Regions from separate parts of the Homo sapiens genome. Here region 1 is linked to region 2. Evidence: read pairs that join two places in POLR2A ChIA-PET (ENCODE). Cell type or tissue: Panc1. All regions are shown on one strand. Each heading gives the region's core, and the rest is flanking DNA. Links, peaks and the distances in the headings are about the cores only.

Region 1 (15,846 bases), core at 3,051-11,050, 160 kb before region 2:
CCTTGCTGGGCCCAGGTCCTTAGACTGGTTCCTGTTTCTAGGTCCCAGGCCATTTCTGGATTCAAGATTTCCCTTTAGAAAAATACTTTCTTCCATGCAAGGCAGTGCCTTCAAGGCCTTTATTTTCTGGTAAGTAACTCCTTTCTTGTAGTTATGCCCTAGAGTCTAAGATACTCTCTTGCTTTTCCCTAACATGACATCTTGTGCTTTAGGTGGATCTCTAAGACTTAGTTACTCTAAGTTAATATGTCTCCTGAAAACTTTGGGTCCCAGGTAGAACCAATTTCTATCCTGGAGTATATCTTTCCAAAAGTAATAAGAGGGAGTGACTCAACCAGATAAGTACCTTATTTGTAAAATCACACTAAGCCAGCACAAACCTCTTTTGTTTAAATCTCCACATGTCAAAGCATTGTGTAAGTGCATTTTGGTTTCTAGTGACATTGTCCTGTCTGGAAGGCCACCCCTGACCCATTCTGCCCATGTTGATATTTAAACAAACATGTGTTTGTACTCCAACAATAGATTTAAGAGCATCACCTTTTCCTAACCTGTCTGTAATCTGTTTATAAGGGTCGAAGCAGCTCAGGCTGCTGTGTGTATGTGTGTGTGTGTGTGTGTGTGTGTGTGTGTGTGTGTGTGTGTGTGTGTGTGTGTGTTTAAATCTCTAATCTCCATCTTGTCTCTATTCACTATTCCCTACCTCTTCCACACCCAATATCCCCCAGTAGAAAAGATTCCCAGGGATTCTCATGAGCCAGCCTCTGTTTTCAGCAGACCCTTTTTAAAAGTCTGAAATATGAAAGATCTTCTAGATGTCTCTATTAGTTGGAAAAGGGAGGAAGCCTGACCGATTAAGAGGCCTGATGTTGCCAGCCAGTTTATGTTGAGGAAATGGGGAAGAAGGGACCCTTTCCAAAAGCCTGTATGGGGAAAAGGACATCTATGAACCTTTTGTGAGGATTCGTTCTTGGTCCTCTGTAACACATTCCTCACTTCTAACAGCGTTGCAGGCTCCTGCTGGCTGTTTTCTATCCATTTAGGGAAAAAGATATTTCAATAGTGAAAGCCACTGAACAGCATAAGGTTATGATAGTGACCATATTGAGAAGGTAAGATAGTTGTTGTAGGATTGGCCATAAGTAAGGTTCCAGCTTTGGGGAAAATATTAGTAAACTACCCTCTGAAATGAGTATTCTTACTCATTTTTGTGAAAGTCTCCCCCAGGATGAATTATCATGTGGGATCTGCTTTAAGATAATCCAATAAGAAATAGAAGAAGGAAGATTGGATACAGATTAATAACTGATGAAACCAGATGACTGGCACATGGGATTTCACATTATTCTTTCTACTTTTGTGTAGAATTAAGAGTTTTTATAATAAAAATGTTTTACATCTCCCCAGGAGACACCCACCTAGGACATGTTTTGTAAATGTGTTCCTGATAATATAGCACTGCCAAAACCCCAGGACTGTCTCTCAGTCAAAGGTATTGATTTAACATGTAGCTTTTGAAGGGCACGCTGTATTCTTGTTGCCTATTGCCTGTTTGCTCCAAAGGAGTGTACTCATGACAGAAATTTGGGGAAGTTGATAAAAGAATATTAAAACACTGCTGCATATGACTTGGGTTAAGAGTATGCTTTCTTGTATATGCATACAATGTTTCTGGAAGAATTCACTATTTGCTTCTAGACAGGGAAGCCAGGTTTCTGAGGAAAGGGATTGAGAGGCTAGGTTTAAATAAATTAAAATTAAATGATTAAATGAACAAAACTATGCTGTCACTGGAGGGTTAGATTTGTTACTACCTGTGATACTGTCCCAAGTGAAAGTGATCTGCCCAGTGAGCCTAAAACCAAGTTAATTAAAGATTATGTACCTAGCTCCATTGTTTAGCAGTTGAGTAACAACTGCTTGACAGACTCAACTTGATGAATCAGTACATTAGGGCATCAGTTAAGCTGTTTAACTCCAGCCTTGGAACCACCGTGGAGACAATAGCTTTTGCTCACATTCTTAAAATGCTGCAGGATTATGTCCATAGTACATGAGAAGGTGCAAACTTCTCAAAGCTCATCTATACCCTCATCTCTGCAAGTGGACTTCTTAGAAAAATGACTTAGGAATGATATGGAAGATACACAAGCTGTCCCAACTGAGTGGGAACAAAGGCATCCCTGCAGGCAGGCAGGAAAGGGCCCCCTAACTGAGATGATGGCACCCCTGAAATCTGCACTTTTCGGTGAATTTGCCATGAAACTATTCTTACACCTGAGAATGTGAACCTGCCTGTGTTACAAAGCTCCTGATCTTTTCAATGCAGAGAGAACACTGTTCCTCTGAAAGAACAAGCTGGCACAGTTATTGCTAGCTGCTGCCACAACATCCTTGTTTCAGAAGAAAACAGATGAACTGGAAGTCAGGAAAATCTGCTTATGATTTTTGGCCTCAAGACACGCATGTTGAAGTTCATCATCCCAAATGCGGGAGCATTCGAAAGACTGGTAAATGAATGGAGTCTTTACAACTGCTTCTGATGTTGGAGTGACTATATGCTATTTGAGTATATGTGTTAAACAAGTCCATGATGTTCTTCTACAAACAGAAGAACAGCGGGGCACATTTACCTATTTAGGGGAGGGAGCTGGAATCTATAGCCAGTTATGAATTGACTTAGAAAACAGAACCAAAGCAAATGTAATACCAGTTTTTAGACAATGCTTATGACTTGTGCATATGTCTCTGCTGAAGCATTACTAGGCTGTTGGATTGAGGCAGAGAAGAATTGACAATTTCTAGTTGAAATATCACCTGCAGTTCATCCAGGACTCTGTTCCAAAGACAGAAGCCATAACCTGTATTAATTCTTTCTGTTCCATCAGTCTGCTCAGCTTATTATGGACTACTCTTGAGGACATGAAGATTCTTACGTGTGTAATGAGATGTACCAAACCGCAACATTCTTGGGTGCAGAGAACCAGCAAAAATTGAAAGTTTCACATCAACACACACTTGGTGAGGAGGACAACGTGGCAATGTATATCAAAATTGTAAGTAACTCCACGTCTGAGAATTTACCTTAAAGATGTATACATTCCAAAATGATGCATGTAAGAGATAATTCATCATAGCATTGTTTATAACAGCAAAAGATTTAAACCAACGCCTTCTGTAGAGGACCGGTTAAATAATGGTACCTCCACACAATGACATAGTATACCATCATGAAAGAATGAGGCATCTTTAAGTACTTTAAAATCTTGAAGATAAATCAAGAGGAAAAGGTTAGAGCAGTAGTTAAAAGCAGACTTTCATTTGTAAAAAGGAAGAAGGTGGATAAGAATATGTTTTTGTATTTGTTTACATCTTTCCTGAGATTTTGTACCTATACAAAAGAAACTGACTACTAGCATCATCCAGGGTGAGAAACTGAACGTCCAGAAGACTTTTCACAGTACAGTTTCCATTTTTCAATCATGAAAAATCATTCAAAATTTTGACTGTTTAATCATGAATTATCTATTCCAAAAGAAATATTTTAAGTTAGACTTTGAAATGACTATAAGACGGTATCTAATACATAGTTGGCACACTTCTTACGAATGATGATTTCTTGGATATACAATTAAATATGAACTTGGAATTTCTGCTTTTAGCATTATGGCTAAAATAGAGTTTTTTCTCCTACTCAAAAGTTAACAAAGGAATTGTAGAACTTTCTTTTTTTTACCAGCCTCCCCCATCCTCTACCCCCTGACTTTTATGACGATTCTGAAGACTGCTGAGAAGTAAACGTTGGGTGTGAGAGAAGCGCTGTGTCCTTGAACTCCCCAAGATTTAGAAGTGCCAGGAGCACTAAGAAATTGCCTGGAGCTATTTTGCTTACATTTATTTCTGCCCACCCGGCTCCAGGCTTTGTATTTAGTCCTCTTTCCTCTGGCCCTCCCTCTGGTTTCTACTGAATCTAAAACTACAAGAAAGAAACTAGGTATTTTTGAGGCATAAATTATTGGGCACAATTTAATCATTTACAAAGTCTTGCTGATGAACTCAGTTATTTGGTGATATTTATTAAAAAGAAATAATAATTGGAATAAATGTATTTATAAGTGGTTTTCATGATTCTCTAATTAGATGAAAACAATATATAAACAAAGCCCCTTGAATCTGGGACCAATATGGACAGTTCTTGGCTTAGCAATATGGCACATCTCCTTGAGAAATGAGTATAGTGTATCTTGGGGGTAAAAGGAAATGAAAAGAGCTGAACTTGCTCTAAGACAATGATGCCTACATTCTGCAATGTGCATCGGTCTTATTCTTACCTTCCCATTCTGACTGCCTCACAGGATTGGTTGAGAGGATCAGAGTGTAGTATGTGTGGATGCACTTCATAAATGCAAAAGTGTGGTTCATGTACAAATACTGGCCCTTATAGTGCTGAATTTACCCAGAATTTTGCCCAGAAATTTGCCCAGAACTGTAAGATCAAATGTGTGCAGATATGCTGAAAATACTGTAAAACAGTTGATGATTAGCAACTATGATATTTCTAAGCAAAATACTGGATATTTCTTGGAGAACCCCTAGGACGTTGGTTTTTAAGCCTACTCTTGGGACTTGCAGTTTTATTATTGAAACTTGAGAATGCCTTTGCATTCTCAAGCAGACTGGCTGAGGCTGCTTAATGGTTTCCATATCCAGGCACTCTGTGGGCCCCCACATTGAAGTGTGGACCTCCAGGTTCTGGTGCAGGTGTCAGTTTTCATTTCCTGTGCTCAGAAAGGAAGGAATTATCACCACAGCTGGGCCTTCAGTTTTTACTGAGGTGAGGGAGATGAAGAACCTTAATACTGGTCACTAACTTGTAATGAGATTGTTTCAGGAGTCAACCTGCTGGTTAAAGAGGACCAAGCCATCTAGGGGTATTTAGGCATCAATCGGCTGCTCCACCATCAAATTTTAGCAGCCAATAAAGCTGATCATGTGTGTGACCCACCTTCCCCTGCTTGGGAATGCAGTGCTTAGCTCTTAAGGTTGGAAGGTGATTGACAACAGGACTTCCAGTACAGAGAGAACCTTTGAGGTATAAGAGGAAAAAAAAAAAGCCCAAGGCTGAATTAGGCTATCAGAGATATATCCTGGTGTATAATTAGCGTGGCTTCTAAGAAGCTATTTTAGTGGAAGTACACATATAATAGAATGGCCCAGTGACTTGTTCAAATGTAACCCTGGGAGTGAATCAGCTTTTAGTGGAATAAAGATTTCCAAGGTCAGCCTTTTTGAACCCACTGTGAATTAGTTTTCTCTTCTGTCCAAGAATATGCAGACATGGTCAGAGTGAATGCTGTGGTTGAAGTGGAAGACGTCTTTGTCTACACTGTCCCAAAACCTCGTGAACGGTTTCCTTATGTGATTAGCTCTGCCCTTAGTCGCTTAACTAAGTTGTTAACTCTGCTCTGGTTACTTATTGCACATGGGTTGGAAGACTCAAACGGGATCATGCCCATACAAGCACTGTTAAGTTGTATAACGCTGCATACGTGTAACTGTTTCACAGGGTGGTCATTAGGAATAAATGAGATTGCCTGTAGGAGCCAGCCACTTTCGGTGTTCCATTCATAGAGCAATTAGGGCCCTGATCAGAAGCCTGATTCCAGAAATAAAGGGCCTCTGCTTTGCACCTGATGGTCTAGTCTCCTGTCTGTGTCAGCCCCATCTTCAGTTTCCAGCTTTGGCACACTGTGCTCCCAGTGTCTACTCTCCAGCCAGCAATGTTGGCTTTTCTTCATCTTCCAAGCCCACTACTGAGACTCCAAACCCAGGCATGTGAACTCTGACTGAAAATCATGAACATCTCAGGGAGAGAGACTAAAGCCATCCTCAGCACATCAGGCCTGATACTACCAAGGCAACCTTCTTCTCCTTTGTCTTTCCTGTTTCGGCTTTCCAGGTCTCCACCTGGAAAGCAGAGGCCAAAGAGGGACAGGAAAAAAATCGAGTTTAGTAGCAAAGAGCCAAATAATTGCTTCACTGGTACCTTGGTACAAAGTTCTAATTAATTAACTGGTAGAAACAGCTGCAAATATTAAGACTTGAGCAAATGTTTTGTGGGACTTGACATACCCTAGGACATTGAAACAGCAATGGAGTGGCATGGGGATCTGGCCACTGATAGACCAAATCCTGACATCACATCTGTTAGCTGAAATATGGACTAAGTTGTTTTTAAACTGTATACTTAAAAATAATATAGATCAATAGGAAGTTGCAAAGATACTGCAGAGTATCATGTACCTGTTCCCAGATTTCCACTAACGGTTACATCTTACATGACTATAATGCAATTTAAAAACCAGGAAACATATTGGTATAATGTGGGTATAGCTTTATGCCATTTTACTACAAATGTAGATTTATGAGAACTTCAGTCAAGATACAGAACTATTCCATCATCACAAAAATCTCCTTCATGCCACCGCATCATAGTCTCACCCCCATCATCATTACCACATCCCTAACCCCTGGCAACCACTAATTCATTATCCATCTCTATAATTTTGTCATTTTGAAAATGTTTTAGAAATGGAATTATACAGTATGTGACCTTTTGAAGTTTGCTTTATATATATTGCCGAATTCTATTTGCTGATAATTTCCTGAAAGTTTTTGCATCTATATTCATGAGGGATTCTGGTCTTCCGCTTTCTTTTCTTGTACTGTCATTGTCTGGTTTTAGTATCAAGGTAATATTAGCTTCTTAAATTACTGGAGAAGTGTTCCCTCCTCTTCTATTTTCTGGAAGTGATTGTGTAGAATTGGCATTAATTCTTCCTTAAACATTTGGTAGAATTTGCCAGTAAAACCATCTGGTACTGGAGAGGTTTTTTTTTCAGCAGTTTTTAACTTATAAATTCAATTTCCTTTATAGTTATAAGGCTATTCAAATTGTCTATTTTATATAAGGGAGGTTGTGATAGTTTGTGTTTTGCAAGGAATTTTGGTCCATTTCACCTAAGTTGTCAAACTGATGTGTGTAGAGTTGTTCATAGTACTCTCATGTTATCCTTTTGATGTCTACAGGGTCCGCAGTGATATCTGCTGTTTCATTCTTTATACTGGTAATTTGTCTTCTCTCTTTCTTTTTTGTTAGTCTTGCTAGAAGTTTGCCAATTTTATTAATCTTTTTAAAAAGTTTGTGTCTTATTGGATTTCTCTATTGTTTTTCTGCTCTTCTCTTTTCATTTCTTTCCTTCCCCTTGTTTTATGTTTATTATGTTCTTCTTTGTCTAAGTTCTTGAGGAAGGAGCTTAGGTTACTGATTTGAAACTTTTCCTCTTTTCTACTGTAAATGTTAAGTGCTATACACTTCTCTTTCAGCACTGCTTTAGCATAGATTTCTTTTTTACTTGCCTTGAGACCTCCTCTTTGATTATTTAGCAGTGTGTTATTTGAACATTTCATTTTCTCTTTCTTTTTATGTGTAGTTTAATTCCATTTTTGTTAGAAAACATAATTTGCATAATTTCAGTTATTTCAAATTTGTTGAGGTTATTTTTGTGGCCCAGGATGTGGCCTCTCTTGGTATCTGTTCCGTGGGCTCTTTAGAATGTGTTCTGCTCTTGTGGATATGCTGTTCTATAAATGCCTATTAGATCCTGTTGTTTTATGGTGTGGTTGAGTTCTTCTATATCTTGCTGATACTGTTTATACAGGTTTCTCTCTGGTTGCTGTATCAATTCTTGAGAGATAGGGGATTCAAATATCCAACTATGATTGTGAATTTGTGATTTCTTCCTTCACTTCCATCGGTTTTTGCTTCACGTATTTTTCAGCCCTGTTTTTGTGGTCCACGCACATGTAGGACTGCATATCTTAGTGGATCGGCCATTTTGTTATCATGTAATGTTCTTCCCTGTTCCTGGTACTTTTCTTTGGTCTGAAGTCAACTTTTTCTGAAAGCTCCTCTTGCTTTCATTTGATTAACCTTTGCGTAGTATACTTTCTTAAACCCCTTTACTTTCAACCTACCTAAATTATTATATATGAAGTTTCTTATAGACAGCTTATAGTTGAGGCATGTATTTTTATCCACTTGACCAATTACTCTTTTAATTTATATATTTAGATCATTTATATTTAATGCAATTATTAATAATCTTAGGACTTAAATCTGCCATTTTAGTTTTTCTTTTCTGTTGTTCTCTGTTTTTAATTTCTCTGTTTTCCTTTTTCTGCCTTCCTGTGAGTGAAAGTAACATTTTTAGGATTCCATTATCATCTGTCTAGAGCATGTCTGAATGTATCTTCTAGAAATTTTTTTAGTGGTTGTTCTAGGTATTACATAATATAACGTAAGTTATCACAGTCTACCGGTATCATCATTTTACCAGTTTGAGTGAAGTATAGAAAACTTACTATCCCTTATGTTCCTTTACCCTCTCCTGTATATAATTATTAATTATGTTTTAATTATTTCCTGTACATTCACTGAGAGCCACATCAAACAGGGTTATATTTTTGCTTCGACCATCAAACATAATATAGAAAAGCCAAAAGGAAAAGAAAAGTGTATTACATTTACCATATTTTGTGCCCATTGACATTTCCAGGTTACCTGCTTGTCCTGATCCAAGTCTGGGATACATGAGGCAAAAAGAAAACCCAGGGAACTTACTACATATTGTTCCTCACCTCCTGAGTTTCCTAGCTGTCCTACCTTCTTTTCTCCTCATTTCAGAAACTTCTTGTGTCTGTTTTATATGTAATGTCCAGCGTATTTAGTTGTACTTATTGGGAGGAATAGGGAAAAGTGTGTTTTCTTGTCTTGTCTAGAAGTGATGTGACTAAGTGGATTTTAACTGCTCCTGCAATTACAGTTCGTGGCTTGAAATCTCCTTGCTCTTTCTTCTATTCTGTTGCTTATTCTGTTTCTTGGAATAAAAGTTAAATGTATCTTTAAATAATCTTGACCTCTTAGATTAATAGTTGATTTAACCTTTGATGGGTCGGACGGGGGCGGAATGGAGATGGAGCTACTAGAAAGCTATCAGTTAGAACAGCAAAAGACAGCAGGTAGACCAAATAGATATGCTAAATAGACACAGTGCTGGCTCCTGAGAGTTGCTTCCCCAGTGAGCTAAGTCAGTCTTTTTGCTCATTGCCTTATCATTCTTACATAACCTACACTACACTGCCTTATGAAATAAGAAAGGTTGCTAGACTGGAGTCAGGAGACCTAAGTTACAGATGACACTGTGACCTTGAGCAAGTGACTTGACCTTCCTCAGCTCTGTTTTATTCATCCTTAAAATGTGCTTGTTGGTGGATTAGTTCCTAAAGTTTCTTCCAGCTCTTATGGTTTGTAATTACTCTTCACAGACAGCTTCCCCACCACTACTACACACGCACATGCAAGCACCTGCAGGCAACTGCTCACCGACTACTTTGTCCTACAGAATTCTTTAAAGAGGATTTGGCAACATGCTTCTACAAGACATTTAAAACCTCACTCATCAGTTTTTGAAAATCTTGCTCATTTAAATTGTCACAGCTCAAGAGCCCTGGGATTTAAACCTTGGAAAGGGTAAGGCTTGTCAGCAGAATTTCTGTGTTAATTTGTAAAAAGCTAAGAGATATTAAAACTTTCCACTCTGCAGAAGGCAGTAGAGAGACTGCAGACAAGGAAACCCAGAGGGGTAGTAGAGGGAAAGTCACTGACAAATGCCTGCACTCTCAGACCCCGGTTTTTCCCCTGTCCTGCCAGTATCTCCAGCCCTACTGGAATAAAAGGGACATGAACTCGAGGGAGAGGAAAAATTGTAGCCAGTAGAGACAAGCTTAGAAGGAACAGGAACGAGAACAGGATCTGAACATAAACAGGCTTGAGATAGTCATGATTTATGAAAGATCAAATAGATATCTGCCCTCAAAGTACAAATACATTACAGAAAAGCTTATCCCATATATTTCCTCTTTGTCCTTTATCACTTAAGCTACAGAGATGATACCATTGGTTGAAATATTTCCAGGAAATGCTTGTTCACACATTAAATTCCTTAATACACAGTGATTGGACAAATTGCTCAAATCTACTAGAAGAAGGAAACTTTTTGAAATTACTAACACTTCCCATCCACTAATTTCTTTTTTAAAAAAATTACACCAAATGGGAGTGTTCTTTCCCAGGCAGTCACTAAAAATCATTGTCAGTGGTGAGAGTTGTTTCTGATAGACTTTTTGTGTATGGAAACTCAAAGGAGGCAGAAGAGACAGAGGCATTATGAGATGGGCCATGTGAAATACAAGATCATGTGAAATGATTGGGGAATCCAGAGAATGGAACCTTGGCTCAGGAGATCCTCTGGCTGGAAAAGGAGGACTGGAAGGGGGTCATGGAGCAGGCTTGGGGAAAAACGGGCTGGCCTCAGATCTTCTGTTACCACTACCCCTTCTCAAAATTATTTTCAGGGAATATTTTCATGCTGTCCTAAGTCATTTGGTAGACTTTGTTACTCAAAGGTTCATAGCATCTGAAGAACTGACAATATTTTGAGTATTTTACCAACGTATATATTTCTCCCCACCTTGAGAGACAATTGAAGGCTGACAAAAAGAGTTATTTACATCTATCTCTCTCTTGTCCTTTCTCATCTCCCTTTAACTTTCCTTCATTTCACAAGTGAAGGCCCATACTACCAGGCTGGTAGGGAAGACAGGAAAAGAGTATGCCTACAAGCCTCACAGGAAATGGAGAACAGCAGGAGGAGCTAGCACCAGCACCGTTTATGACTGCACAATGCACTGCTACATAACAGATGTTTAAAAATTCCTTGAGTCCCTAAGGCCTAAGATCATAAAAGAAGAGATCACAGAGAAATAACAAAGTATATAATACCATGATTATATGGTGCCAACAAAGCCAGAGTTTGCAAAAAAGAAGAGTGGCCAATAGATAAAATAAAGCAGAGTGAGCACTGGGGACTATGAGAATTGATTGGATTTTACCATTAGGATATTATTGATGACCGTAGCAAGGATGGTTTTATGGAGTTATTAGGGACTGAAAGCTAGATTGTACTGAGATACAGTAGAATAAAGACAAGTGGAAGCTAAGCAGCGAGCACCAAGTTTGAGAATAAAAATGTTGGTAACTTCAAGAGGAGGCTCAAAGGTGGTTTTTGAGAAAAATGAGCAATGTCTGTAGGCTGAGGGTGGGAATATGGAAAGGGGATGTTAAAGCTATCAAGGAAGCTGGGTTAATGGAGCAAGATTGCAGAGGAAGAAGTGAGGAAGGGTACAGTGGAAGGATTGGCCTAGGGTACTGAAGGAAGGAGGATGAGAGTCTGTGGGAATCCCAGTGGAGTTTGGATGAGTAATTGCTGCAGTTCTCTCAGCATCTCTGGGAGAGCACAGCCCAGCCTGGGCTTGGAGGGCTGTGGTATATCAGGGGCAAAGTTTCCATGAAAGCTTAAAAAGTAGGAGATTTTGACAACGGAGGGAGGATTTGGGAAAGCAGGTGGGGGAAGGAAGGGTTCATTATAACAGAAGCCAAGGCAATAAGCACCTGAGAGAAAAAAGCAGATAATGAAAGGAAAAAGAAAACTGCTACATTTTTTCATGTGGAAATTGATGGTTATAAAAATAAAATCAGAAATCACTGACCTACAAAATTCAACTTCAGTGTGAGTCCCTGTGGTGGCAGAACTTTCAAGGTGGTAACTGTGGTGGATTTATGGAGGAGTTGGTGTGGGCCTTTGTCTTGCTGAGTTAAAGGCAGATATCTTGGGTGTGCACAGCAACAGAGAGGGCTCTGATCTTTCTCCATGGAGAGACGTCTTAATGTATAGGGAGTAGGGAGGGCCCTGGTCTGGTCCCAGCAGGGACTGTCTTGCAGTGAACAGACACACTAGGTATTAAGTAGATCAAAGAAAGATGATGTGAAAGTCTAGGAAGTTTTTAGGGGAAAGAGTCAAGCTTAGACTGCATATTAAGAAGATAAGGTAGTTTCTGGCAGGAGGCTTTGGACATGGATGTGGTGGGAGAGGAGGGAGAGAGGAGACCGTCCTACTAGAGGGTGCCTGTGGGAGAAGGGAGGCTGAGGTCCAGGAGACCTGTAAGTTACAAATTTTGTGTCTTCTGCGCCTCCTTGTGGTCAGCCATTTCCACTCCCAGCTCAGCTCTCAACTTTTCTCCTCACTGGTTTCTGTCTAAATGCCTCAGCATGGTCTCTGAGGTCTCTTGAATAGTCAGCTTCCAAATGGCTCTGCCTTCCCAACAGCCTCCTTCCTGTAGTAAGCATGCCAGTATCGCCCAGTGAGTAGATAACTTTCTCATCGCCTCACCTGGTTCATATATTTGGGTGTTATGGCCACTTGGTGCACCTCCTCTTTCTCTCTCCAGCCTTCCCAGATGAGCACCTCTCTGTTCTCACTGAGTCCTGGGGAAACTGGTCAACAGCTTGATCTTGGGTATCTATAAGACATCATTGCTGGGTTGGATTTGGCTAATTAGTGGCTGCGTGGTCTAGGTAAGTTAATTAACTCACTCATCTTGGGTTAAGGATGTAGTCACATAACATACAGATATGTCTGACACTCATAGTAAGTGCCTAGTCAGTGTTAGCTACTCTTACTACTAATGCATCCTTTGTCAGAATCCAACTCCAGGCAGACTTAGGAAAGCCTGCAAGTTAACCAGGGTCCTAACTATCATACCAAGATGCCATGCTAGCCGCCTACATGCCTAACAGATGCATCCCTTTTTCAGTATCCATTGCTTGCACTTCAGACCTTTGCCAGAGCCCTCCAACTCCAAATGTTCTCTCCAGAGTTCCGCAAAATTCAGTGGACATAATTGGGGAGGCAGAGGAGAGGCATTCTAGGCAGTACTTACACCGATTGCATGTACCTTGGAGGATGAAAATGACATCTAAATATTCATTCTTCCAAAAGCTACATTCTAGAATTGCAATATTTTAGCTTCAGGTGAAGGTGCTTTCTCAGAACTAGTTTGTTATTATGTCCTAATCCCATTAAAATTGAGATTAGGCCAAAAAAAACATTTTTGTAAATGCCTTGACATCATTTTTGTACCATCTAAAGAGAGCCAAAAGTGGCTTTTAGAGTTATTGCTACCTCTCTCAATTCATTGGTAGGCTTCTAGCTATTACATAATAAGAGAAAATGGAAGAAATGGAAGAAAATACCATTCATTAAGCCACTGAATAAAGTCACCTCTGAAAGTTGCCCTCCAGTGCTTGGCATCACAGAGGCTCCACTTATATAATAACTTCCTTTGGGTATATACCCAGTTATAGGATTGCTGGGTCAAATGGTATTTAAATGGTATATAATGGTATTATAAATCATTCTACTATAAAGACACATGTGCATGTATGTTTATTGCAGCACTATTTACAATAGCAAAGACTTGGAACCTACCAAGATGCCCATCAGTGATAGACTGGATAAAGAAAATGTGGCACATATATGCCATGGAATACTATGCAGCCATAAAAAATGATGAGTTCATGTCCTTTGCAGGGACATAGATGAAGCTGGAAATCATTATTCTCAGCAAACTATCACGAGGACAGAAAACCAAACCCCGCATATTCTCACTCATAGGTGGGAATTGAACAATGAGATCACTTGGACACAGGGAAGGGAACATCACACACTGGGGCCTGTCGGGGGGTGGAGGGCTAGGGGAGGGAGAGCGTTAGGAGAAATACCTAATGTAGATGATGAGTTTATGGGTGCAGCAAAACACCACGGCAAGTGTATACCTATGTAACAAACCTGCACATTCTGCACATGTACCCCAGGACTTAAAGTATAATAAAAAAGAAAACTTTCTTACTCTCCTCCTTCTCTTATCATCCTCCATCCTTCCCACTCGTACTCCCTCCCAGTGTGCAAATCTTAAAGAGACCAGCACCATTATTTATGACCATATTTTTAGTGGGTGAAGATTTGATCAGAAAAGGGATTGATAAGGAAAAGAATTCCAGAAATTTGGAATGAGCCAAGTGCTAAGATCCTGTGGTTACCCAGCTCTCTTACTTCTGATTGAGACAGGGGGAATTTGAGCTATGGGATTAAAATTGTCTCTCTACCACTTAATATTTCTCCTTTCCAACTGCATGTCACAAGGGCTGCTTCCGAAAGCTTTGCGCAAAATTCCGACGGCAACAAATTTCCCTGACTCTCTACTCTGTGTAATGCAACCACACAAACTCTTGTGCTTAATCTCTCTCTCACACACACACACACGTAAATCAGTGGTTCTCAAACTTGAGTGTATATCAGAATCACCCAGAGGTCTTAATAAACCACAGCTAGGTTGGGGTAGGACCTAGTAATATTTCCTACAGGTTACCAGGTGATGCTGATGCTGCTGGCCTGGAAACCATACTGAGAACCGTCGAAGTAAAAGTCTTCTCCTTTTCTAGCCTCAACAACTATGCCTGTAGCTGAAGACTACACAGTTACTCATCACATCTAAGCTCATAACACTGATTCATCTTCACTCCTAAGCCTGGAGCCGAGCTGCTCCCTGCACACTGGCTCTCGACTCCCTGGGTGTGCCTCTGTCTTAGTTTATAGCAGGCCATAATCCATCTTGTGGCACTCACCCTATCTTGACTGCAGAACTTGCCATCTCTATTAGTCAGCTCAGGCTGCTATAACAAAGTATCACAGGCTGAGTGGATTGAGCAACATAAATCTATTTTCTCACAGTTCTGGAAGCTAGACGTCCAAGATCAAGGTGCTGGAAGGGTTGGTTTCTTCTGAGTTCTCTCTCCTTGGCTTGTAGGTAGCCATCTTCTCCTCCCTGTGTCCTCACCTGGTCATCTCTGAGTGTGTTTCTGTGTCCTTATTTCCTCTTCTTAGACGGACAGCAGGCATATTGTATTAGGGTGCTTGTTAGTGACCCCATTGTAATGTAACCACCTCTTTAAAGGTGCTATCTCCTAATACAGTCACATTCTGAGGTCCTGGGAGTTAGGACTTTAACATATGAATTTCGGGGAGGGACACAATTTAGCCCCTAAGCGAGATGCGCCATTTTTCACACCTCTCACCCTCCACCTCTTCACATTCTTCTTGCTGTTTTATTCTCTCTTCTGCCAGCTTCCTGAGGGGGCCCAGAGCCTCACAGGCCTGAGGCTAATTGTGGTGCAGGGGCTCACGAGGGGTGGGTTTTGGTGATCTGCACACCGACACCTACCTCTGTGAGGACTCTGTAGTCAACACCCTAGATAAGCAGGGCCCAGTCACAGGGAAAAGGGTAACAAATTGCTTGCAGAGGGACAACTGGCTTAGAGCTGGGTTATTATTCTTGTAATCTCCAGATCACAAGCAGCAGGCTGCACTGGGCTCTGTTGGCACGTACCTCTTCGCTCCACTTGGGAATGGTACTGGACAAAACTAGAGGAGAAAGAGGCTGAAGGGCCTGTTTGCCTGGAACCCATACTCTTTTTCAAGTTAATGCAAACAGCTCCAAAAACCCACTAGAAATCTCTGGTCTATGGAGGAGAAAATGACCTCCCCCCATGGCTAGCAATAATTCCTGATGCTTTTTATGCTTTACATGGCTTTCTTCCACATGATGACGTTTGATCATGATGCCAGCCCCATGGGGTCAGCCAGACTGCTATAATTATACCCCATATTAGAGATTAAGAAACAAGTCTAAGTAAACAAAACAAAGACTTAGGTTATGATCCACCCCCAATCAGAGGTCTGCCCTCTCAATTATACTCTACTCACCTCAGTTCTTTTCTCTTCTAAGCATTTCCCAAAATGTGGCCATTCACATAGCTTGTTTGCATTT
Region 2 (15,846 bases), core at 2,773-10,772:
ACATAAGAAAGTGGAGGGAGATAAGACGAGCAACATAAGCAGAAACTTTGCAGTAAAAGAACTACACACCGTGCAGAGGGGTTTGGACTTTGTCCTGTTGGGTCAGTAGTCTCAACTCTGGCCGCGCATTGGAATCACCAGGAGAACTTTTTAAAATACCAATGCCCAGGACCCATGTCAAAGCAATTAAATCGGAAGATCATAGGAGATGGTGATGAGGTGGCCCAGGCTCCAGAATTTGTTAAATACTCTCTCCAGCGATTCTAATGTGTGGCTGGGTTGAGAAGCTCTTCATAGTATTAGGAATTTGCGGAATAGCTTTAAGAAATGAAGTCAAATGATCAGAGTTTTGTCTTAGGAAGATCATTCTGAGGGTTGCATCGAAAATGAATTATTTTCCATTCTCCAGTAACTCTGGAAGCCGGGAAACCAAGCGGGTTTCTACTGAAATAGTCCAGGTCAGGGATGCTGAGGCCTGAGGCCACGTAGATGAATGGAATGGCTGTGGGGGTTGAGGTGCGGAGCCCCCTGAGAGAGGCCCCTGCTATGGTTCTGACCACCTCCAGCCTCAAGCACTTCCAACTGCCTCCTGCATCTCTCCCACTAGGTGTCCCACAGACATCTCCAGCTCATCACATCCTCATTGGAATTATTACATTCCCCCAGAGCCTGTTCCTGCAGGTTTTCCTAAGGTTTCCTTCATTCCCCTCATGGCTCCCTAGAAACCCTCCACCCCTCCAGGTCCATCATCAACTCCTCTCCCTCTCTCCCCTCTTTTCCCACATCCAATCAATCAGCAGGTCTTGTTGCTTTTATCCTCAAAGACTGTCAGAACAGCTCTTCCCTGTCACTCCCCAGCCCCTCTCTTATTCAGGCTCTTTCATTTATGGCTTGAATCCTTGTGACATTCCCTGTGGCAATCGCTACTGGATTTGGATGTCCAAAGCCATTTGAAACTCTGATTCAATAGGTCGGGTGTAGGGCTCAGGCATCACACACATGCACACACACACACACACACACACACACGCACACACACAAAGAGATATAATCTCCCAAAGTTATTCTAACTTCGTTTTAGATATGTGGTTCTAAAAGTATGTCCTTGTACCAGCAGCATCAACATACCTGGGAACTTGTTAGAAATGAAAATTCTTGGACCTCCACCCCAAGTCTACTGAATCAGAACCCTGGGGGTAAGACCCAGAGAGCTGTGCTTTAACAATCCCTTCAGGTCATTTTGATGCACATTCAGGTTCAAGAATCACCTATCCAAACTACTCATGGAAATCTCATTCCCACTTGCTAATGATTGATTTTCAGTGTGCACATAACCCAGTTCTGGCCAATGAAACATGAAAGAAAATCTTCCAGGAGGGCTTCTGGAAAAAAAATGTTTTCTCCCTGATAGAAAAAGGGAGCCATATTTTAAAAAAAGCTCTTTCTCCAATATGTATACTTTATGTGAGTAATAGGACCTGTTCTCATGTGAGGCTGTGATGCTTGGAGCTATGGCTGCTATCCTGGGACCATGAGGAGAAAGTGGAGAGGATCACAGGAAAGCTAATCCAAAACCTGATGTTAAACTTTCAAATTAATCAATTCTGGAACTTCCCAATCTTCATATCTGATGCAAGATCACTGTCATTCTTATTTAAGCCACTCTTAGTTATATACTTTCTTACTTGCAGCCAAAAGCATCCTGACTTCTATAGCCTCCTGACTGTTATCCATAGTTCCAGGCTCTTCCCTTCAAATCTATCCTACTGTGAGAAACTGTGAAGGGTCTTAGATTTTACCCTATCTACAGGCTAACAACTGAGCATGAACCCTGGTGAAAGGCATAAAACTTCTTGGTCAGAGGCAAAATATTGTATTACTCATGGTACAGCAAGCACCATGTTTGCATCAGTTCCCCTTCTTCTCAAGTCACACAGGGACAACACTGTGGGCCCATGTGGTACCTACACACCCAGTGGGTTGCATTACAGGAGAAGAACCCCAAGCCAAGGGCCCAAAAAAGCAGTAAGCAGCAAACAACAAATAGGTTCTCCTCCTGTCCTCCCAGGTAGGGATGGTTACCTTGCCCTACTTAGTCACCTTTATGACCAGATACAGAACTGCTCAGTATCGAGAAAGAGACAAACCCTGCAATCTGAGACATTCAGCAAAAAAGTGCAGGGAAGTTCAGAGCTCATAGTGAACTGCCTTTCCAACACCGTGTTTATCTTCCAGCTAGAGCTCCCAAATGTCCATGGCTGTAGTCACCTAAGTCCTTGCCTCAGATACCAGCAGAGTCTGAGCTAGCTTGAGCCCTTAATCATCCCTTCTCATTTCTGGCTGAAACCTATCACACCCTCCAAAAAAGACTGACTATGCCCCAGCGGCTCAAGGATACTCACCAGGCACTTTCTCTTACCTCCGCACAGAGTCCACTTCTTGTCTGGCATCACAGTTTTCCAGACTTTCATCTTCCACCAGGCCCCTCCTCTCATCTGCATCTCTTTGAATTTATGCTTCAGTGACAGTCTCAGTCTTGATTCCCCTTTTGGTCCTACGTGCCCAGGGTTCTGCATTTTCCAGGGCAGTCCGAGTCTACTTTGTTCTCTCACCGCCAGCACCCTGGACTTCCACCAGTCCAGATGAGAGTTCAGACAAGCGGCTCCCTGTTGCCTCCTAAGCACATAACACTCCTCACTCTGGAATCAAAGCCCTACATGCCCTCCTCCAATTTCCTTCTCTGAAATTATCTCCAACTATCCCTCTACAGTCTACACACTCCCCAGGGTTCCTGGACTATGTGGTTTTCTCCATCCCATCTGTTGTTTTTCCCCTCTAGACCTTTCCTCATGATCTTTGCTGGATTTAGAATGTGCTCTTCCTCCCCACTCTGCTCCTGGGGAAATCCTATCCCTCCCTCAGGCCCATCTGAAATGAAGACTTTGGTAAACCTCTGTACGGTTCTCTCCCTGCTGGCCAGGCCCTCTGCTTCTTTTCAACCCAGGGGCTGTGAGCTTCTCTTACAGTTCTCATCTTTCCAGTCTTCTGTGACGTCCTCCCAGGCTGGTCTCATTCCTGCTGCAAAATAAAAGCTCACAAAAGCAGGGACTACTTGATACTCCCTTTTGTCTCCCTTTCTGACCTGAGTACTGTTGCTAGCTCTGTTACTAATAGTGTTCTCCCCTAAATGCGTTTGAACACCATGACTGCTTTTTCCTAACTAAAGCAAATGAGAAAGCCCTGCTGTGAACTGCATCCCCGCCATGCTAGTCCATTTTTCTGCTGCCTTAGATACCAGAGGAGGGATGAAGCCTTCGTGTCACTGAAACTGATGTCACTTGTTGAGTCCGCCAAAGGGCAAATAGGCAAAATACAACTCTATAGGGGAAATATGTTGTGATTGGGGGTGTGCAAACTACACAATCTCCCAAACAGTGTGCTGAGAATTGATTCCAGGTATATCTGGATACTTCAGCCCTTGCAGTAGCTAGGTGGGGCCTGGATTGGGCTGAGCCTAGTGGGCTGTAAAAACATCACTTTTGTGTATTTATGAAAATAAAAAGGATTGAAAGCCTAGCTTTAGGGATGTGGAATTCCTAGCACCAAAGGGCCTAGCATCTTGAGGGTCTAATCCTGCAAAGGTTTAGACTGTTTCACTCATAAGCACCAAATAAAGGGAATTGTCAATGAAATGAAGATAAGAATGAGGAGTTGAGAGGGGGACAGGCTATGCTGAAAAATGTGATGAAAGCTTGTGTATGGATTGGGACTAGGATGGAATGGCTCAGAAGAAACGAGATGGGCATAGGTCTAGCATGAATTGTGGTAAGAACAGGAGGCAATGGGTTAGAGAGGGAGTTAATGGAATTTGCGTGAGCTGGAAATAGGGTGGATGGATAGGGGAGTAAGGCTCCACCCAGAAAAACCCACCTGGCTTCCTCAATGTTTCCTTTCCTCCATCCTTCCCAGTACCCTGATGGATAGCTTTGCACAGATAAATTTTGTTCCCAGCCCATGTCCAAACAATATCACAAAATCAGCCCTAGCCAGTTGTTTCTGTTTACAGCCCTGTCTGTGATTGATCCAGCTCTGGAAAAGCCCATTTATCATGAGGAACCAAAGCTTCATGGCCTACTGTCTATTTTGTTGCTTTATTCCCTAGCACTAAATGGGACTTCAGGACCTCCCACTTGTTCCAGTACCCAATGACATGCCTATATTTCCACACTCAGTTTGCCCTTCCCTTCAGCCCCTCTAGCTCTCAGCCTTCCTGGGACCTTAAATAAGTCACGCAGCTCCTTTCACCAACTCTTTTCTTGTTCTCGTTACTTCTGGGCTCTTCTGCCTTTCTATCTCGTCTCCTTCTCTCAGCAGCTCACTGTCCTTTCCAATTTCAGCTGAAATCAGATTCCTTCTCCCTTGCCTTTGCTTTCCCACCTCCCATGGCCTCTCTTATCATTTATTATTTAACTCAGTCACCATATTATGTATGCACAAGAGCCATTTCTGAACATGGTCGGCATGAAAAAAATAGGACCCAAAGCAGAAGCAAACACCTCTTCCCTATCAGTCTCACAGCTCCATTGTCATCCTGCTCCAGTCCTGAGCAAGGTCCAGCGAAACAGCCAGATCTGGCCAACACACCCTCAAGCCCAATTAACTTCTTAGGTTGGACACAGGGAAAATTTCCAGATGGCTTTTTACAGATATCCTTCAATTTATGTAAGAGATGCCTTCCTGGAAGTGGATGTTTGAATGAAATTCCAAATGGAATATCAGGAGGGTCAGGCACACAGGATGTGTGGTTCAGAGACCCAGGTTCTATTCTTCTTGAGATGGAGTCTCGCTCTGTTGCCCAGGCTGGAGTGCAGTGGTGCAATCTCGGCTCACTGCAACCTCCACCTCCAGGGTTCAAGCAATTCCCTGCCTCAGCCTCCCAAGTAGCTGGGATTACAGGTGCCCACCACCACAACCAGCTAAATTTTGTGGGTTTTTTTTTTTCTTAAGTAGAGACGGAGTTTCACCATCTTGGCCAGGCTGGTCTTGAACTCCTGACCTCATGATCCACCCACCTCGGCCTCCCAAAGTGGTGGGATTACAGACCTGAGCCACCGCGCCCTGGCCTCCAGCTTCTATTCTTTAATAGCCCTCATTAACTTACTTCCAGAACTTGGGCAAGACCTGTAGCTTCTCTAGATCTCAATTTCCCCATTTATAAAACAAGGGAGCCAGACTATATTTCCTCAAGTTTCTTTCAGTGTGAAAATTCAAAAACTCCTATTTTACTTAATGATCCACATGATTCCATTGGAGATCCTTCCTACAGTTAAAATTCAGCTCTCTCCTCATCAATAGGTCATTACGGAGCATGTGCTATGCTGCTGCGCCTCATTAGAAGGGAATGTAGATTAACCTGGTGAAGCCCTCCTTTTATAGATGAAGAGACCAGAGCCCAGAGAGGAGAAGCACCTAATCCTGGGGTCACACAGCCAGTGAGAGGCAGAGTCAGTCTAAAATGTACAAGTCCTGGCCTGAGACTACTCTTTTTTTCCTGTGTGGTGTTTTAAGCATGACTGCAAATATTTTTATCCTCCTTCCATCAAGAGGTAGATCTATGTCCCCTACTTTCTTTTTCTTTTTTTTTTTTTTTTTTTTTGAGACGGAGTCTCGCTCTTGTTGCCCAGGCTGGAGTGCAATGGCACAACCTCAGCTCACCGCAACCTCCACTTCCCAGGTTCAAGCGATTCTCCTGCCTCAGCCTCCCAAGTAGCTGGGATTACAGGCATGTGCCATCACACCCAGTTAACTTTGTATTTTTAGTAGAGATGAGGTTTCTCCATGTTGGTCAGGCTGGTCTCAAACTGGCAACCTCAGGTGATCCGCCCACCTCAGCCTACCAAAGTGCTTAGATTACAGCTGTGAGCCACCACAGCAGACCTTGTCCCCTACTTTTTATTTGAATGGGTCCTTGGCACCTCCCACCAATAGTACATTTGGAATGAATGCTATGTAACTTCCAAGGCAGGGTGCATAGAAGGCCATACAGCTTCAGCCTAGCTCTCAAAGGACATTTATTTTCTCTCAGAGCCTTCATGTAAGAAGTCCAATGGGTTGGGTGCTGTGGCTCACGCCTGTAATCCCAGCACTTTGGGAGGCCGAGGTGGGTGGATCACCTCGGAGGTCCGGAGTTCAAGACCAGCCTGGCCAGCATGGTGAAACCCTGTCTCTACTAAAGATACAAAAAAATTAGCAGGATATGGTGGTGCACACCTGTAATCCTACTTACTCCGGAGCTGAGGTGGAAGGATCTCTTGAATCCCGGAGGCGGAGGTTGCAGTGAACCAAGATTAAAACACTGCACTCCAGCCTTGCTCTGTCTCAAAAAAAAAAAAAAAAGTCTAACAATCCTGAGAACTCCATGCTCTCTCAGCTGAGCCCACCCGTAAGCCAGCCCAGCCCAGCTGCCAGACATATGAGTGAAAAAACTATTGGAAGTGGATCCTCCAGCCCCCAGTGGTTGAAAGCACCCCCATTCCAGTCCTCCCCTGAAAGATCCACCTCTGTGCTTTTTTCTAACTTCTGACCCACAGAATTTGGGATCACAATAAAATAGTGGTTGTTTCATGCCACAAAGCTTTGGAGCAGTTTTTTACATCGTCATAGACAACCTGAAGAACTAGTAAACTCTCATGTTGGCTAATATTCTTGGGCTCCCTTCCCCCAGGTGACCAATGCCAGGAGTGTGTGACTTGCAGCACATGTGCTGAAGGTGGAGAGAGGTAGCCTCTGCCTCCTCACACTGCACATCCCCTCACCTGCCTCCAGTGTGGTCAGTTCACATAGGCTTTCACTCCTCTGCCCAGGCAAAGTTCTCCTCTCTCCTGCCACGGTCCTTTGTTTATATCGTGAGTGCAGGCTTGTCACACGGATAGCAACCAGATTATTTATGTTTGTCTTCACTAGACTACAGGCTCTAAAGGGACACAGCTGTATTCTATGCATTTCCCTGTGCTGAGGCCTAGCACCTAGTGGGCGTGAAATAAATACGTGTGGAATGAAACTGTCAAAGACCATGTGACCAGCTGGCCCTGACCCCCTGCTAACAAGCAGCAGACCCAGAACCCCTTTCTGGTTCTCCTCCAGGCAGGGCACAGTTGTTTCCTATCTGAGCAGGCTCCATTTGCTTCACATCAGCCCAAGAACAGGGAATGGGAAATGCCTTGTGCTGCAGGAGGGAAGACAAAGTAAGCCAGAGAGCACTTGGCCATCTGGGGCTGGGAGCGGAAGAGAATGGAACCATTCTGGAGAGCCAGACATTTGTTTTGTAGTTGTTGCCTTTGTGAATGTACATGTCCTGAAACCCTGGTTAATTTTCTTGTTCAAACATTGGTTTAAAATTGCTGGCTCTAGGAGAGATACTGTCCTTCAGCAGGTTCTGTTATAAACTTTGCAACTCCAAGGTCTGATTCAGCAGCAAGCTGGAAAAGTTCCTGGTTGCTAAGAGACCAGAGAGCAAATTAGCAGCTCACAAAAGACCCAGCTAAGACCAGTAAAAAATAAGACAAACGAAAACAAGGTAGGAAATGGGCCTCCTCAAAATCAAAATAAGGTAAACAAACTGGCTAGGAAAATGTCTGATTGGAAAAGACAATTATAAGTATTCTTCATGCTGAAGTAAAATGCACTATAGGTAGCTAAACTCTATCTTTGTCTTTTTGTCACTTGAAGAAAACAGCAGGGGAGCCCCTTTCTAGTCCTGAAATTCCGGATCTATGAGTCAGAGGGAAAAACAAACTGTCCCAGTTGATAAGGAGGAAAGAAAAAAGTGAAATAGGCTGCCTCTTTTATGAGCTCTCCCTGCCAGGACGGTGAATGGGCTACCTGGGGTGGTGGCCCAGAAACATTCCTGCAAGCAAACAAAAGCCTCCCCCCAGGAAAGGTTTCTGATCACTGCTGGTCCAAGGCTCAGCCGCAACAGAGGGCTCTGACCCCCACAGGACTTGGCCAGACACTTCAAGATCCCATCTGGCAATCAAGCATGAGAATTCAGGTACTTGTAATAAGAAGGGGCAAAGAGAAAAGTACCAAATAGGTCCCAGGTATTAAATATTTATTTTGTTAAAGTGCCTCTATAGCTATGATTTTTAGTAATTTCTTTTCTGGTCAGACAATCTAGTAAAATATTATATTAAAATTATTTTTAATCAAAAACAGAAAAAAGCATGCCAATCACTTACCTCTGATGGAAATTCATTCTCCAAGACACACAGTTTTCCTAAGAACCTACTGCTTAGCTGGACAAAATAGTAGGAAAATGCTCCAAGTGGAAATTACCAGCCTCTTGAGGGAGGAGCTTGAAAATCTTAAGTGATCACAGAAAAGTCACAGTCATCTGGGTTTTGGAGACCAGAGAAGAAATGAAGAAGGGCAAAAAAAAAAAAAAAAAGAAAAAAAGAAAAAGATGGGGTGTGGGGAGGAAGATGGGGAAACATGGAGCTACAAATTGGGAGAAAATTAAGGCAGCCAGTAGGCATATGTCAGGGAGCTATGGCGTGATATGCCTAAGAACTATGTGACTGAATAGCCTCCACTTATCAATATTTGTTGGACAGCAAAAGGATTTCAGAATATGATGGATCCAACAAGCATGAAATAATCTTTAGGGGAAAAAATTACAATTCCCCACATGGCAGCTTCCTTCAGATCTTTTCTGACAATCCTGTTTGTCAGATTTCTAAATCGCATGCAACTGCTATATTTTAGGCAGAGCTGGTATCTTCCTGGAAAAAGACCGTCCCAAATATTCAGTGCCCCTCCCTGCAGGAGAAATAGACACCTCCTTTCTGATATATGCAGCTCTGGCCAAATGACTTGCTTTGGCCCATGAAATGTGAGCAGAAGTCACATGTGTCACTTTGGAGTATAAGTTTTAAGAGCTAGCACGTGGTTCTCTGGCTTTTCTCTTGCTGTCACAATGACCAGAACATGTTCCAGATAGTGCCTTATCCAACAGGCTTGGTCCCCAAGAGAAGAAAGCATGGAACAGAGCTGTGGCTGGATTGCAGTGGACACGTAGCCCAGATGAAAAATAAGTTCTGTTGTGGAGTTACCTGCAATTGCAGCAAAACCTAGCCTATGTGACTAATATACATGGCCCACGGGACTAAAAGGTGGCCAGAGTTGCCCCTCGCCCTCATTCACATTTTCTCACTAGCTGGCCACAGTCTCACCTTGAGAGGAAAGTCATTATGCTCCAGGTGGCTTTCTTAGAATTCAGATATGTTGCCTGACTGACCCAGGAAATCAGGGCTGGCAGCCCTGCTGCTGAGCGTGGTTCAGTACCCAAGAAACAGGCAAAGATGGCGCACGGAGCTGAGAGGAGACAGAACCATGAACTTCGAGTTGGAAATGCCAGGTTGGAGCTGGCTCACCAGTTCTAATTTAACCCAAAAAGAACAAACAAAAAACAAAACAAGCAAACAGAAAAAAAAAAAAAAAACACTAGACCTTCTTATTCCTACCTTTAGAACTTTAGAGAGTGTTGATATTTAAAAAAAAAAAAAAAAAAAAAAAAAGGCAAACAAACAAAAAACTGACCCCCAAAGCCAAAAGAAATAACATGTCTTTATTGAAGAAATGTCCATTCTTCCTTCAAAGCCTCTTTCCCTTAACAAACGTGGTATGCACAGCAAAATGGAAAAGATGTCAGCCTCCACAGTACAGAGGAGGTGAGAAGATCTGCTTCCCAGCACACTGTGGAAAGGCAGGGCCTGGAGCAAGGCTGTGACCTCAGCTGCACATCTGGGTCCTAAGACCACTGGAGGGAGCTGTGCTGAGTCAAGGTTAGAGAGCCCTTGGCAAGCAGATCCCCGGCAAGGCAGCCAAGTCAAAGAGGAAGTTTGAACACTTAATGGGACATCAAATGGGATTTTCCCTGCAATCTCAGAACTTCTGCTAAAAGCCCTAAAGTGGATAGCAATAAGTAAAAGTGCCCCCGCAGTCTAAAAAGAAAGTGATCAGAGGATACCTGCAGGATTTTCTCAAAGATGAGTGATCCAATCCTCCCATCCCACCTCCACCACCCCAAGAGAATACTAGAAGATTTGCGAGTCCATTGAAATAGGCGCATTTCTAAGAGTAGGGAGTTGTCAGCCTAGTAGGAAAGGCTAGGGTGTTTCTCCATCCCTCCCTTTCCCCATGAAGGCAGGAGGAAGATGTTTCTCCCATCCTCAAGTGAGGCACAAAGATCCAAGAGAACAGCAGGGAGGTCAGGAGGCCTTCGAGAGGGAGAGAGTGAGTCCAATACCCAGCTGGGTGCTGGCTGAGCCACAGAAACCAGTAGGCTGACATGGTGCTCCCCAGACAGGAGCTTGGGGCTTGCCCTTGCCCCCAGGTTCTGGAACAGGGAGGCTGGCACCTGCTTTTTGTCCAGAGAATTGTAAAGGAATGTAGGAAGCTGGCTGGGCTGGCTTGCAGTGGCAAGTACAGAGAGGGCATGAGGTGGGCATCCCTCTCATCTGGGCCACGTGACCACTACGGAATGTGTCCCTACTCTAGGTCTGATAAGACTTCCTCCTAAAAGGGAAGCCCAGGAACTAGAGGCAAGGTGTGGGGGAAGGTGGTAAAAAGCAGACTAGGCCACCTCTCCAAGGCAGACCTAGCTCAGGCTTGAGCTGAGGGATGGGGAGGGGAGAAGCATAGTGCTGGGTATGAGATTGAAGTTTTGATTTAGCCCGGCCACGACCTTTCAATGCTTGAAAGTGAGGTGAGGCAGCCAAAATAAAACTAGTTATTATAACTGAAGGTGACCAAAAAGCTGTGGGCTGTGCCTGAAACAACGTCAAGGGATGGTCCAGAAATAAGGAAGAGAAATGCAACAGAGAGCTAGAAAACAATAGTTGGAGAAAAATAAAGCCACCTCCTGATTGTACTCCATGGAGTCACATCGGTCAAAAAACCAATTACAATTGGAGGGAAATTCACCAGAGAGAGAAGTGCTGTCTAGAGAGTAACTATGATTGGGGAGAACTGCCCAAAGACATTCCATTCTCCATCTCATTAGAGTATGCATTCTCCAGGGTGTGAATGCTCCCAAGTGCTCCCAAGGGGGTGGAAATTGGCTGGGGTGGGGGTGTGAAAAATCTTAGATGTTTCAAAGTTTTATGACCCTCCAAAGTTTAATCCTGCCCAACAAAATAGTATGTAATTATTTCTTAATTTATGTTTACTATACATTTATTTATCAATACATATCTTATCTCTCTATAAATTTATATTATTTTATGTTATTATTTAAAATAGTGTTTAGGATAGGGAAAAAATGAAAGGAAGGGAATTTTTTTTCCTTAGGGGAACAATGCTGAAGAAAAGTCTAGAAACATTGAGTTAGAGAGAAACACAACATTCAACCTCAAACCAGAACTGGTGTTTGGATAAAATTTTTCTGGCTCCAAGTAGAATTGCTTTCACTGAATTTGTTTTGATATCCTACCTTTTGAGGGCTTTATCCTCTGCTTCACAAGGTGTCCTTTTCATAGGGACCCAGAAGAGAACGTTCTTTCAGGTTTCACTGTAAAGAAAAGCAGTGCTTCTTCTGGATAAATGGTTTGTTTATCTTTTATGTTTTATCTTTTATGAGATTTGTTATGCACATCTCAAATTAGATCAAGTTTCCCTCTTTGCTTCAGCCACAGGGGAGCTCAGGGCACCTTTTGTAACCACTGCAGGACTGGGCCATATGCATATCTGGGACTTTGCCTTATCTGTGCTTTTAGTATTTTTCTACTTTTAACTTTGCCCCAATTCCCTCAACTGTGTTTTAACTCTTTCCTATTTCATGTATTTTTATAAGCCCCCTACAATCCTTTGTGGAATATGTGGGATATAAATATGTAAAGAGGAACACTACCTCTCCTTCCAAAGTTTTCTTTCCGCCCACTCTTATTAAGTCTGTCCTTATACAGTTGCTTTTCTTTTTAACTCAATGCACAACTAAAAGGTATTCTATTGGGTTTTATCTTTTTCTTAGTTTTCCAGGATATTAAGATCATCTTGAAAACTGATTCTGTAACCCAACATGTTTGCCAACTTTGTGTTATCCATAGTGTTGAGGACCATACCTCCCATGTCTTCATCCAAGTCATTGATAACAATGTTGAATGGAACAGGGCTAAGACAGACCCCTAAGGTATGCCACTAGAGACCTTCTTCCAGCCAATATCAATGCACTAATCCCCTTTCTCTTCTGATATGGTTGAACCAACGATTAGCCCACCACATTTCTGCCATCTGTCTTCTGGCTAAGCTACTTGGTCAAACATCTCTCTGACCAAGGAGCCTCTGCCTACAGCATTCCTTAGACCTGTTACTCTTAATATCGCTCCCCAAAAGGAAGTAGGCTGACACTGGATGCCGGGAACTCAACTCTACTGCAATTGTGTGGCTGCCACCTCTGCACTGGAAATTTGATACTGGATCCCAAAAATAAGAAGCCTGAGTTGCCAGCTGCATGAGTAAAATGAATACACCACCCAGAGCTATGTGTTTCCAAATCAAAGTCTAATGTAGGTTCTCCTCACCGGTGGAGCCTGGGTCACATGACTGGCACCAGCTGCAAAAAATACTAAAAATCTCAGTTCTCTGGATTCTGCCTTGGAGCAGCAGTTCCCATATGTCAGGAACTCTAACAAGGATTAGAATGATGCTCAAAAAGTGCTAAGCAGTCAGACATGACGAATGTCCCTAGAGCCCAAATGGTGGGGGGACATGGCTGCCCAATGAGCCCAGGCTCCATCCTGCAGTTCTCAGACCCTTCTCCAAGCTCCTAGGAGAGGAAAGCCAGTGGGCTAACCTTGGACGGGGTGCTTTCCAGAGACAGTCTCAGCTAGTTTGCAAGGGGTCAGGCAGTGCTGTGAAGGCTGTCGGTGCCCTCCTGATGTCCCCTCAGGGCATTTGATCCCCTCCTGGTGTGCTTCCACCTGAGTCAGCAGGCACCTGAGTCTCTGTGTCAGAGGACTGTTCTCGGGCAGCCTCAGCCCTGGGAATTCACATCCCCTAAGACAACCCTCAATCAATATGATTGACAACATAAGGATTAAACATTCTCCAGCCTTCTCCATGATGAAACAACTCTGAAGTGTGACTTACACCATTAACAGACATCCCCTGTGGGACTCTTCCAAAGTTACCCTCGGGGACACTTTGCTTCATACTCACTTCTTTCCCTTCTTTCTTCCAGTTCCCTACGACCTCTGGATTTTCCCTGGGAACACACTTCCTAACACTTTCACACAAACCTTTGCCTCAGGGTCTGCTTCTGGAAACCAACCTAAAACAGGAAACCATGGCTGCCGGAAGTCCATGGTGGTAAATCGGGAATTACTAGAGAAGGAATGAAGAGAAGACCCCAAACGTGTCCGTTGTCCCCCTGGTTGGACCCCCTCCAGACCACCTTGGTTCTGAATGTAGAAACTTAACCTCTAAATATCTGCCCAGGCCCTGCCCTGGTCCAGAAGCAGAGCTGGAACTCAAAACCAGTTTTGCTGAAGGTGTGCACCTTCCCAACATCCACTGGTGAGAACATCCCAGCACACTGCTCTGTAACTTCCAGAATTCATTCCTTTCCCCTTTTTGAATGTCAAGAGCTCATATGCCCATCTCATGTCATTGAGCGCAAATCCCTCCCCTATAATTTATCAAAGATTGATGACAGTGACTCTGAAATCTCATGTCAAGTCCCTCCCAGGCTGCACGACATAATTCATCAGGGTCAGAGCCCTGAGTTTATCACAGCTGCTGCTACCGGCTTTACTGCCTCAATGCCTGTCCTTGACTTCAATCCCCTCTTTGCAATGTTTGTTCTACCCTTTTCAATTGGAAGACCACTTTCCTTACTGGAAAAGAAGGAGGTAAAATCATAGTTAGGCAGCACAGCCCTCACTTTACCTTCGGCGAATGTTAAATCATTTTCTCCACGCAAATCTTTCCCTTAATTTTTGCATGTAGAACAGAGAACAATGGGGTTCCTCAGAGAGTTCAGAACCCCTAGCTCATTTGAGACAGTAGATTTTCCTACCCCACTTCTTACAGGTGGGGCCACACTGCTGGATTCAGCCCTTGCCCTCTGTCACTTAGGGGACGCTGAAGGCTGTTTTACAAAATGTGAACCTTCATGGCCACTTCTGAATCCTAAGCCAACTGTTTTCGGACCCAGGCTGCTTCTTCTCCTGCTGACAGCTGTCACTCCTTTATTCCCAACCACCTCTCTACTTAAGAGCCTGACTAAAAGTTTTTTTTTTTTTTTTTTTGAGACGGAGTCTCGCTCTGTTGCCCAGGCTGGAGTGCAGTGGCATGATCTCGGCTCACTGCAACCTCCGCCCCCCAAGTTCAAGCGATTCTCCTGCCTCAGCCTCCCAAGTAGCTGGGACTACAGGAGCATGCCACCATGCCCGGCTAATTTTTGTATTTTTAGTAGAGACCAGGTTTCACTATGTTGGCCAGGCTGGTCTCGAACTCCTGACCTCCTGATCCACCCACCTCAGCCTCCCAAAGTGCTGGGATTACAGGCGTGAGCGACCGCGCCCGGCAAGAGACTAAAAGTTCTTAATTATAGTCCCTGGCCCATACTTTGAATTCTCTTGGCTTTTATTCCTGAGGGCAGGCCTCATGAAATCACCCCTTTCCATCACTTTAAGGGAAGGACCATCCTGCCTCATCCTCAGGAAGTAACATTTTTCTGCAAGGTTAGCCACCAACAATTGCCTTTAGGGTCATCAAATTTTTGAGACTCTCAAGCCCAGAAGATGCCCTGGTTCCCTGGCTTCTAAGCCTCTTGCGTCCCTAATTTCTTACTACAACTTACCCTTCCATTCTTGCACTATTTTTTTCTAATCTAGCTATAAGAGAGATTCACTTAGTTTCTTTAGCTAAATTTCCATTTTTCCTCTTCAGCTGGATCAATGCTATTTTAAAACAACAACAATACCAGGAAGAGTAAATGAGAATCTAACGAAAATAGTTATCTGCAGGGTGTGAATAGAAATGTAGAAATGTAGCAAAAGGGCTAGGGATCGGAGGGAGACATCTTCTAGTATACCGTCTTATATATGTTTGATTTTTCAATCATTTAAATGTTTTTACATGTTTAGAAACAAAATTAAATTACCAAGAGCGAAAAAAAACTAAACCTAAAGATGAGTTTTAACAAAAGCAAATGAAACCTAATTCTGTATCAAATCATATAGAAAAATTCTAATTCAAAGAATTTGGGACACAGTACCCTGACTATACACCCTTAATGGAATATATTCTAAAGAGAATAAACACCACAAAGATGCCTTAAACCTGACTGAGTAGGTTTGTTCTTAGTAGTATAACTGGTGCAGTAACTCTGAAATGATTTGTGTGTGTTGTAGAATAGAGAAAGTTAATGAATATGTTGGCATTTTGAGAACCAAGTTCTCACTGTGAGAGAAAGAACACATGAATAGGGATTGTGGGAAGGGAAGGAAGACCCTGGGGTGTTGGATTTGAATTGGAAGTATCAAAGTAAATACAAGATTTCTTTTTTTGAAAAAGTATTTGCTAGCTCTATCCACTGAAAGAGCCTAGAAATAACAATGCTCCAATGGAATGAGTGCACCAAGCACCCAGAATTTGGTTTTTTAATAGTGTTCTCCATTGAAAGGAGCCAGGAGCCTTGGGAGAAATGACTGATCCGATTCTGGAGCAGAGACAGTACAGGGTAAGCCTAGGATGTCAGGTTGCGCTAAAAATCAAGAAAGTGCTCAAATTCTAATGGTGACATGTCAAAGGAGCACGGGAGCCAAACTGAAAGGGCTCCCACCA

Evidence for each region. Peaks named below come from ENCODE experiments on the same cell type or tissue, not always from the same donor. Only the 100,000 strongest peaks of a DNase experiment are listed, where the experiment ranks them.
Region 1: POLR2A ChIA-PET joins it to region 2 with 12 read pairs; 3 of 35 experiments call an interaction of 5 or more read pairs at or near these places.

Annotation. Positions count from the first base shown.
Region 1 is chr6:40,833,652-40,849,497 of GRCh38, forward strand. No RefSeq gene overlaps it. Among named protein-coding and RNA genes, the nearest start is that of UNC5CL, 200 kb to the right of the region's middle. In Panc1, for the core only: no CTCF peak of the experiment used is centred there; no DNase peak of the experiment used is centred there; H3K27me3 peaks cover 2,438 bases.
Region 2 is chr6:40,989,901-41,005,746 of GRCh38, forward strand. The region is part of intron 1 of LOC101929555 (a long non-coding RNA gene); the gene reads right to left. Among named protein-coding and RNA genes, the nearest start is that of UNC5CL, 41 kb to the right of the region's middle. RefSeq lists enhancers at 7,072-7,745, 7,746-8,418. In Panc1, for the core only: CTCF peaks have their summits at 9,826 (motif pointing right) and 9,936; no DNase peak of the experiment used is centred there; H3K4me3 peaks cover 789 bases; H3K27ac peaks cover 7,951 bases.